Regions from separate parts of the Homo sapiens genome. Here region 2 is linked to region 1. The links are chromatin contacts, found by Hi-C or POLR2A ChIA-PET in ENCODE. All regions are on one chromosome and are shown on one strand. Each heading gives the region's core, a stretch centred on a gene start or an enhancer-like site at or near the end of the contact. The rest is flanking DNA. Distances are from core to core; before and after follow the strand shown.

Region 1 (4,432 bases), core at 1,933-4,432:
TTTTCCTTAGGTAATTTAATTCTGAGAAATAGGGTTAAAAAATAATTCCTTTCTCGACTAACAAAAATATAACAAGTGTCAGTGTTTCTAAATCTTAAATGTGCAGAGATAACCACAGTGCTTTCTTGCTTGCTTTTTGTTTTTGTTGTACCTGTTTTTCTGTAACCTGTATACCCCTTGATATGATACTGTATTCCAGAGAGGGAGAAAACAATTTGGAGGGTTCCTTTTTCATTTCTCCTTTTTTTTTTTTTTGAGGTGGAGTCTTGCTCTGTCGCCCACACTGGAGTGCAGTGGCGTGATCTCGGCTCACTACAATCTCCACCTCCTGCGTTCAAGCAATTCTCCTGCCTCAGCCTCCCAAGTAGCTGGGATTACTGGGATATGCCACAACACCCAGATAATTTTTGTATTTTTAGTAGAGACAGGGTTTCACCATGTTGGCCAGGCTGGTCTCGAACTCCTGACCTCAAGTGATTGGCCCACCTCTGCCTCCCAAAGTGCCGAGATTACAGGCGTGAGCCACCGCGCCTGGCCTAGCAGTTAGAGAGTATGAGCAGGTTAAAGATGTGTGTGGGAGAAGCAGGGCACTATTCTCATTGCCTTTTTCTACTTCAGGTTCTAGTTGCCCACTTTATTTAATTGTTTTTTTAAAAGTAGAGACGGGGGCCTCACTGTGTTGCCCAAGCTGGTGTTGAACTCCTGGGATCAAGCAGTCCTCTCACCTCCGCCTCCCAAAGTGCTGGGATCACAGGTGTCAGCCACTGTGCCCAGCCTAGTTGCCCACTTTAGATCTAGAGCAAAATAATCCAATTAAAATTGTCAGACCTGTCTATTCTCTTCTGCTCCTTCAACTCTCCCTTTCCATTTCTATCTATCTTGTAATCAATCTTTCTCCATAAAAGGTAAATTCTGGCTGGGCGAGTTGGCTCACGCCTGTAATTCCAACACTTTGGGAGGTCAAGGCAGGCAGATCACCTGAGGTCAGGAGTTCGAGACCAGTCTGCCCAAAATGGCGAAACCCCATCTCTACTAAAAATACAAAAAATTAGCTGGGCGTGGTGGCAGGCGCGTGTAATCTCAGCTACCGGGGAGGCTAAGGCAGGAGAATCGCTTGAACCCAGGGGCAGAGGCTGCAGTGAGCCGAGATTACACCACTGCACTCCAGCCTGGGAGACAAGAGTGAAACTCAAAAAAAAAAAAAAAAAAAAAGGTAAATTCTGTGCATTTTAAGTGACAACATTAAAGAATTTTAAAGCAATTTTGTGTATTTTTTAAAAGAATTATTCCATATTAAGTGCTTCTATATTATACAATTTCTCCATCTTGCCACTGCAATTTCCATGAACTTTTATTGCCCTTGACTGAATTTCTAAAAATTACTTATAATGAAAGACATTAGATAAAAATTGCTCAAAACTTACCATTTTTCCTCTTAGTGGTTTCAGGAAGGACTACGTGATTTCTCAGTCTTACAGCGAGCTCAAAAATAAGTCTCTAGTCCCAAAAGAAAAAAAGAATTAGGCTCATTTTCCTGTCTTAACTCACACACGCTCATCTTTACTGAACATTTTAAATAAAAACCTCGCCGGGCGTGGTGGCTCACGCCTATAATCCTAACACTTTGGGAGGCCGAGGCGGGTGGATCACTTGAGGTCAGGAGTTCGAGACCAGCCTGGCCAACATGGCGAAACCCCGTCTCTACTAAAAACACAAAAATTAGCCGGGTGTGGTGGCAGGCGCCTGTAGTCCTAGCTACTCAGCAGGCTGCGGCAGGAGAATCACTTGAACCCAGGAGGCGGAGGCTGCAGTGAGCTGAGATCGCGCCACTGCACTCCAGCCTGGGTGACAGCGCGAGACTCCGTCAAAAAAAAAAAAAAAAAAAATCCTCTAATGGCATCCCCTAGGTAATAAAAACCCGGCTATAGAAGATATCCTACCCGATTCAAGCCTCCCAATCTCCTACTTGCCCGGCTTGCTCTTCTTCAAGAGCCTCCTTGCAAGTCCCCCAATAACCCAGATACCTTCCCTTAGGGTCCAGGCATTGGGTGTCCCTTTTGCCTGGAATTCTTATACTCAGACATCTCTACGGCTAATTTCCTCACCTCCAAATTTCTGCTTAAATGTCAAGTTTAACTGACCTGACAATCCTACACAGAACTGCTTTAGCCCTTCAGCCCTAGGACATTCCTATTTCCTTCTCCCACAGCACTTATCACTAATATACTATGAAATTCGCTTTTTTTTTTTTTCACCACAGCACTTATACTAATATACTATGAACTTTTTTTTTTCCACCACAGCACTTATCACTAATATACTATGAACTTCTCTTTTTTTTTCATTTTGAGACGGAGTCTCGCTATGTCGCCAGGCTGGAGTGCAGTGCGGCAGGATCTCGGCTCACTGCAACCTCCGCCTCCGCCTCCCGGGTTCAAGTGATTGTCGTGTCTCAGCCTCCCGAGTAGGTGGGACTACAGGCGCGCGCTACCATGCACGACTAATTTTTGTATTTTTAGTAGAGACGGGGTTTCGCCGTGTTGGCCAGGCTGGTCTCGAACTCCTGACTTCAGGTGATCCGCCCGCCTCGGCCTCCCGAAGTGCTGGGAGGCCGCCGTGCAGGGTCCTTCTTTTACTCTGACGTTGCAACAACAGCCTCGCCGCCCACTGTTCACTCGCAGTATCCCAAGAACTAAACCAGTAGCAACACAGAACTCAGCAAGCATTCGAATAAGTGAATGAAAGAATTAATGACGTTACTCCATACTTGGGCTTCACCACTTCGTCTAGCACAGCCGTTGTTAAAACAGGAAAAATGCAATCGCAGATGCCAGCAGAGGTCTGTTGGTTCAAAATTATAGTTTCTTTGGGCCAGCGGAAGTTGGGCGCGGGACCCAAGAGAGAGAACGCCCCTTACCGCCTCACCTCCTTCCTCCCCTCATCTTCCTATCTCAAACCAAAACGACAATGCAATTTATCCCCAACCGGAAATTTGACAGTGAAAGGGAGCTCTACTAATAATTGCACTGGGACAAGAAGTGTAAGGCGAAACTACCTGGGCAACCTCAAGCAATGCTTTACACTCGGCTGCCAAACGGAAAGGACCACTTCCGCCCAGCTCTCCCGCTACGGGGAGCCAAGTGCCACAGCATCCGGAGCGCCGACGCGGGACCGGAAGTGACGCAGAGAAGTTTCCGGGACTGGTGAGTAGTGGGCGATTTAAAAACCCGCGAGTGTAGTTGTGACCTTCGCGGTAGGTGCCGGTTGGGGCCGGCTGTGATTGTTATCTTGGTGCTGCAGAGGACAGCAGAAGAGGAGATTGGGTCAGAAAACTGCCCTGCCGCACCAGAGCACAGCGCACTAGTGGGACAGGGGTCCTGACTCAGACTTAACTGGCTGTGTCTCGTGGTTTTTCACTGTCCTGGAAAAGGCCTGAAGTGGCACTGAAATGAGGCATAGATGAGGTAACGTCGAGGGAGCGGTTTGCAGGTTGCAAAGGGGCCCTACTGATGCTGCTTAATAGTAAACAGTGCTTACTCTAGGACGGGAGTTGTTTCCAGCTTTACGTGTAAATCTCGCGATATTGTGGCCTGGGCACTATTTCCATTAAGGAGGAAACTGCACAGGATAAGTCATTTACCTGCTGTTGCACAGCTCTGGCTCTAGGATTCAGGCTGGCTTCAGAGTCGGTGCTCTTAACCGCCATACTATGTTGCCTTCTGTTGTCGTTGTTGACTGTGGCCATGTAGCTTCGCAGTTTCCTCATCTGTAACAGTAAATAACTCAAAACCTGCATGATGGCCCACTAGGGTTTCACTTTCGAGCTTGCCAGATGTAGAAAATGCTGGAGAATGGAGTACTATGAGGACCATTAGAAGATCTTTCAAGGCCGGACGCAGTGGCTCACCCCTGTAATCCCGGTACTCTTGGAGGCCGAGGCAGGTGGATCACTTGAGCGCAGGAGTTTGAGACCAGCCTGGGCAACATGGCGAATCCCCATCTCTACTAAAAATACAAAAATTAGCCAGGTGTGGTGTTTAGCGCCTGTAGTCCCAGCTGCTCAGGAGGCTGAGGTGGGAGGATCTGCTTGAGCTCAGGAAGTCGAGGCTGCAGTGAGCTGAGATCACGCCACTGCACTCCAGCCTAGGCGCCTAGTGAAACCCTGTGTCAAAAAGAAAAAAACAAAAACAAACTTCCAAGACCTCGAGTGGTTTTTGGAGACCCTGTATCACTTCAAATAATGTGTTAAACAAGCATCTTCATCTCATTAAATAGAAATGTTGAAAAATTGCTTTTGGAATAATTGACTTATGGATATTTCATCAAATTTACAGTTGGCTATGCTTTCTTATTGTGCATACTATGAAATGTTTTTCTTCAAAAAGTGTTTATAAGTGGTAAGTTTAAGAATGGGGTTGACAGCATTATCTTT
Region 2 (5,087 bases), core at 1,884-4,383, 2.0 Mb after region 1:
ACTCAAACATGGAATTACATCTGACCCAAAAACTCCACTCCTAAGCATATATGCAAGAGAAACGAAAACATACATCCACACGAAAACTTGTACGAGTGTTCACATAACAACTATTCATAATAGCTAAAAGGTATAAACAACCTAAATGCCCACCAGCTGATGAATGGAAAAATATGGTACCTCCATTCAATGGCCTATTATTTGGCCACAAAAAGGAATGAAGTGCTAATATATACTATGATATAATGAAACCATTTTTTAAAAATCATAGTAAGTGAAAGAAGCCAGTCACAAAAGATCACATTATATAATTCCATTTATTCAAAACGTCCAGAAGAGAGAAAGTTACAGAGCTAGAAAGTAGATCAGTGGTTGCCTAGGGCTGGGGGTATTATTTAACAAACAGCTCAAGGATGATGAAAAATGTTCTAAAATTGACTGTGGTGATGGTTGCACAACTTTGCAAATATGATGCTGATGATCCTCAAACCACACTTTGAGCAATAAGGCTATAGCTATATATTTATGTATATAATTCACATATATGTATATTCTTGTGTGTGTGTGTGACAATTATATTAGCCCCCCGCCTCCATTTTACTGACCATAATATTAAGCAAAAAGAAAAAGCAAGAATTTTATTATTTATTTATTTATTTATTTATTTATTTGAGATAGAGTCTCACTATGTTCCCCAGGCTGGAGTGCAGTTGCATTGATCCTGGCTCACTGCAACCTCTGCCTCTCAGGCTCAAGAGATCCTCCCACCTCAGCCTCCCAAGTAGCTGGGACCACAGGTGGGCACCACCATGCCTGGCAAATTTTTTGTATTTTTGGTAGAGACGGGGTTTCATCATGTTGCTCAGGCTGGTCTCAAACTCCTGAGATAAGCGATTTGCGTTCCTCAGCCTCCCAGACTGTTGGGATTACAGACATGAGCCACAGCACTCGGCAAAGAATTTTAATTTCTACATTTTTTTACCTTTTGGAGGGCCTAAATTCACACACACACATATGACATGTATCCATTCATTTCAGGGGTTAAAACACAGTGGCCTATTATCTCTTACAACTTCATGTGAATCAACAATTATCTCAAGGCTGGACGCAGTGGGTCATGCCTGTAATTCCAGGACTTTGGGAGACCGAGGTGGGCGGATCACTTGAGGCCAGGAGTTCGAGACCAGCATGGCCACCAAGACAAATTCCTGTCTCTACTAAAAATACAAAAATTAGCCAGGCTTGGTGGCACATGCCTGTAATTCCAGCTACTCTGGAGGCTGAGGCGGGAAGATTGTTTGAACCCGGGAGACAGAGGTTACAGTGAGCCAAGATCCCACCACTGCAGTCCAGCCTGGGCAACAGAGTGAGACTCTGTCTCCAAAAAAACCAAACCAAACAAACAAAAAAAAGCCCCACATATTTCAAAAAATTTTATTTTAAGAAAAACAAAAAAACCTACTTTCAATTAAAAAACACAGTGGTTATGTTAATGCATCACCACATTCCTAGAGAAGTATTAAGGCAATGTATGTAAGTAAGTACATATACTCAGGTGCATTGATAATACGATTTATGTATACTTTCAGCAACAACACAAGGGGAGAGAAGATGATTTACTAGCTCTCCTCATAAAGCTACAAACAAAACCACAGATGTAACTCAGGTGGGAGTTTCCTAGTTTATGGCTAACTTTAGCTTATTAACACGACAAATATTATCATTTTCACTGAAAAATTTGACATTTTTTGTTGACTCAGCCAATCCAAGAAGCTTAATTAATATATAGTCCCTGCCCTCAAGAGACTTCCAATATAGTTGGAAGAGACCAGGCAAACACAAAGAAAGCTAACAATGCAATATATACCACAAGGCAGCATATAATTAGTTTTCGAATGAGTGCTAACAGACCTTGAGACCACTGGTTAAAATGTTTATATATCTATATAGATATACATAAATGGTAAATATGTTTTTTCATTTTCAAAAACTTTTTTTCCGTTTTCAAAAACTGTGAACCACCACTAGCAGACACCCTATAACAAGGCCCACTGTTCATTTTTAAATTACACATATAAAATGTTTCATTCAGAAAGCAAACCTGAAGCCCTTCAGCCTCCTCCACACTCACAATTCAAATTATATAGAACCTACGAAGCTGGTTAGAAAGCAGGTAATCTCAGAAAAAAGGGTGGGGGTGACAGCAGAAACAACCAGGGATCCACAAGGTCATACCAAAGGGGTGGTCGGAAAGGAACCTGGGGAAGGGAGAGAAGGCTGGAACGCTTACTTACTTCTTGTTATCAGTGTAGAAGCGTGTTTGGAGCTGAGCCATGGCGAGGAGTACACACGACTTGCCCACGGAAACGTACGGGTTAGCAGACCCACAACACGAAGCTCCTGCCTTTTAAGACTACAAAGAGGCAGCTCAAAATTAGACTGCACAGGTAAGCGAGGAACTGCAGTCTAAGCCTGGACTCTGCCTTCTGCCCTCCGGTCTCCTCTGCAGAAAGCACGAGGTTGCCCTTCTACAGACGCCCAGACCACAAACATCGACTACCTACTCCTAGATTTAGGAGTCATCGATTAGAAAAGGATAGTCGTAAAGGTAGCATGTCCCTTTAATCATTGTTAGAATTCTTCCCATACGTGTGGGCCCGTAATCGATTAGGAAAAAGATCCCACTCAAATCCGCTTTATTAATAAAAAATTTTTTTTCAAGAGGCTGTCCTGAGCCTGGATAGTTCAAACACAGCTCCTAGTTACTACAAGTCTCAGAAAGCATCGCTTCTCAAACGCTGTGACCACCGGGAATTGTAGTCTTTTTTTGCCACGCTGCCCTCAGAGTATCTTATTTGCATTAAATCCTCTAGACTCCAGCCAGATATCAAATTTCCTCTGCCTTCAGCTTTGCTTGACTAACGCCTTGCCAGTTTTTTTTTCTCATACATATTCCCAACCAGAGGCTCACTCGGCAGAGGTTTTTCCTAAATCTCGCCTCTAACTGCGGCTTTTAGAGAGAGGCGAGAGGCGGAAATACAAAGAAAAGAACGGATGAGAGAGGAAACGGTCGACGGTGGCCGATAGTGGTCCTACTGTCGTGGGACTGCTCTGCGCGCTCCCGGTGGGGCGCGCCTGCGCATTATGCTGGTCTCCATGGCGGGGCCTCGGAGCCAAGACGAGGTTGAGTAGACTCGTTTTGAATTTTCTCCCCTCTGCTCCGGCGGACTTCCCATGTCGCCTTGTGGGGCTATCGGCGGCGGCAGGACTGGGGGAGTCAGAGGTCTGGCAGCGCTGTCTGCGCAGACCTACCGGACGCTACCTCCCAACCCCCCGTCTTCCTCCTGCCTCCTCCTCCTCCCGTCACCTCCTGACCCGCCGGAGCTCCGAGCAACTGCCGGCCTCCGCCCCCAGCCGCAGCCGGTCACTGGCGGCGCCTTCCGCGCCAAGCTTGGGGGCCTTTTCGGGGTCCCACATGGCACGGCTTCCGACCCCCGGCCCGGGACGGGGCTCGCAGGCCCCAGAGGGGCAGGCTGGAGAAGGAGGAGGTTAGGTGTCTTCAGGAGGGTTGCTGAGCCCAAGGACGCGCCATCGCCGCGGAGAAGGAGCCGGACCCCTTGGGCGGAGCGCCCAATGTGTGGTCCCTCACGCCGTCCCGCACCTTGCTTTTTAGGGTTCTTTTTCCGCTTTCTGAGCCCTTTTATACCTTACGTTTAGAAGGGGAAAATCATCCTCCCACACCTTCTCCCCGACTTTTTGCCTTTTTTGTCTTGAAGTTACCCAAAGGCCTGTGTATTGTTCTCAATGGTCCCAAGAATTACTCTAATATAGTTGTTTTTCTGAGGGAGGATGGATGGAGATAACTATCCTGATCCCAATGTCACTTTTTAAGGCATTCGCTTCAAGAGACAAGCAGTTTAGAATCAGGCAGAACTGGATTGCAAAATTTATGGGCAGACCGGTATGTGTGCAGGTGAAGACAAAGCTTTCCTTTTTTACGTTGTTTAAAGATGTCCTACTGTAAGGTAGACGCCTAATGTTTAAATGAACGCCTAATATTTAAATAGAGAATGAGAAGAGATTTAAACAATTGGAAGAAAAAATAATTTTTATTAGAGAGCAATGACAATAAAAGTAGGACTCTTTTCAGTTTACTCACCTTTGTAGCTCCGAATCCGGGCCCTGGAACCAGAATTCCTGGGTTCAAATCCTGCCTCTGCTACTTGATTAACCTTTTTGTGCCACACTTTTATCAACTATAAGAATTAACTGCGGCATCGGAAGCACTCAGTATATGTTAATTATTATCATCAAATAGTTACTAATTCCAGTTTAACTAGAAGCTTTGCCAGCGTGAATAGATAAGGGAGAATAGCCACATTGAGTGGAGGAATAAAATTAGAAAACCTCTGTGCTGAAGTCCCAGGAGATCACTTATTAGGCTTGAGCTTGCTAATGGAAGTGGTGATCGTTTAACCATGTGGTTATTGTAGTGGTGAGGATTTACACATTAAATAAGTCTTGGGCATCTGAAGCTTGAAACACTTTCTTAATGAAATCTTGCCGTTGAATCTGTACTTACTGGTAATATGTCATTGGTTAAAATATATTTATAAAATGTATAATTGACCAGCAGGTTAATACATTTTTATCATTAATTTGAAATTTATCAAAATGAGAATATACAGTACCTGACAGTAGAGTTTGATCTTAATTTGATTTGAAAATTATGATCAGGAAAATAACCTGAATATATGCTTAATAATATAAGACTTTCAGTTTGCAAAACAGAAATCCTGACTTGACTAAAATACACTTTTCATTTGACGGAGACCTTTAGTTAAGGAAAGATTAGTTTTAGCATTCAACATAACTAAATACCCAGCATTATGTTTTACGGTTTTTTTCAACAATGATTTATGTGTCGTGTTTGGTGTTGCCTCCAAACAGTACCTAGGATAGCTGATGCTTTTACTTTGAGTCTTTTTCTTTAGTTGGAACATTAATTGCAAGCTTTTGGTTGGTAATCATTTTTTATGGGATGTATTTACTATATGGTCCTCATGGAGACACATTGTTATCTGGAG

The links. A loop is a pair of places that touch in the nucleus more often than their neighbours do. ChIA-PET counts read pairs that join two places held with the same protein, here RNA polymerase II (POLR2A). Pooled maps may share reads with other maps.
Region 2: a loop to region 1 is called in a map of naive thymus-derived CD4-positive, alpha-beta T cell, with 16 times the contacts of the local background. The contact joins the promoter of CARF here to the promoter of NIF3L1 in region 1. A Hi-C loop is called at or near these places in 1 of 168 maps with a recorded cell type or tissue (naive thymus-derived CD4-positive, alpha-beta T cell) and 7 of 50 pooled maps. POLR2A ChIA-PET finds 5 or more read pairs at or near these places in 1 of 52 experiments (naive thymus-derived CD4-positive, alpha-beta T cell).

The regions. Positions count from the first base shown.
Region 1 is chr2:200,886,189-200,890,620 of GRCh38, forward strand. It overlaps NIF3L1 (NGG1 interacting factor 3 like 1), which reads left to right and starts at 3,183. Exons shown (of 7, transcript NM_001369441.2): 1 at 3,183-3,464. PPIL3 (peptidylprolyl isomerase like 3) reads right to left here and starts at 2,889. Exons shown (of 7, transcript NM_130906.3): 1 at 2,768-2,889; 2 at 1,425-1,497. The coding sequence starts at 1,427. RefSeq lists enhancers at 1,969-2,713, 2,407-2,456, 2,525-3,724, 2,577-2,826, 2,714-3,458 and 1 more.
Region 2 is chr2:202,909,142-202,914,228 of GRCh38, forward strand. CARF (calcium responsive transcription factor) reads left to right here and starts at 3,134. Exons shown (of 17, transcript NM_024744.17): 1 at 3,134-3,961. WDR12 (WD repeat domain 12) reads right to left here and starts at 2,532. Exons shown (of 13, transcript NM_018256.4): 1 at 2,295-2,532. The coding sequence starts at 2,335. RefSeq lists enhancers at 2,715-2,864, 2,875-3,024, 3,065-3,264, 3,365-3,414.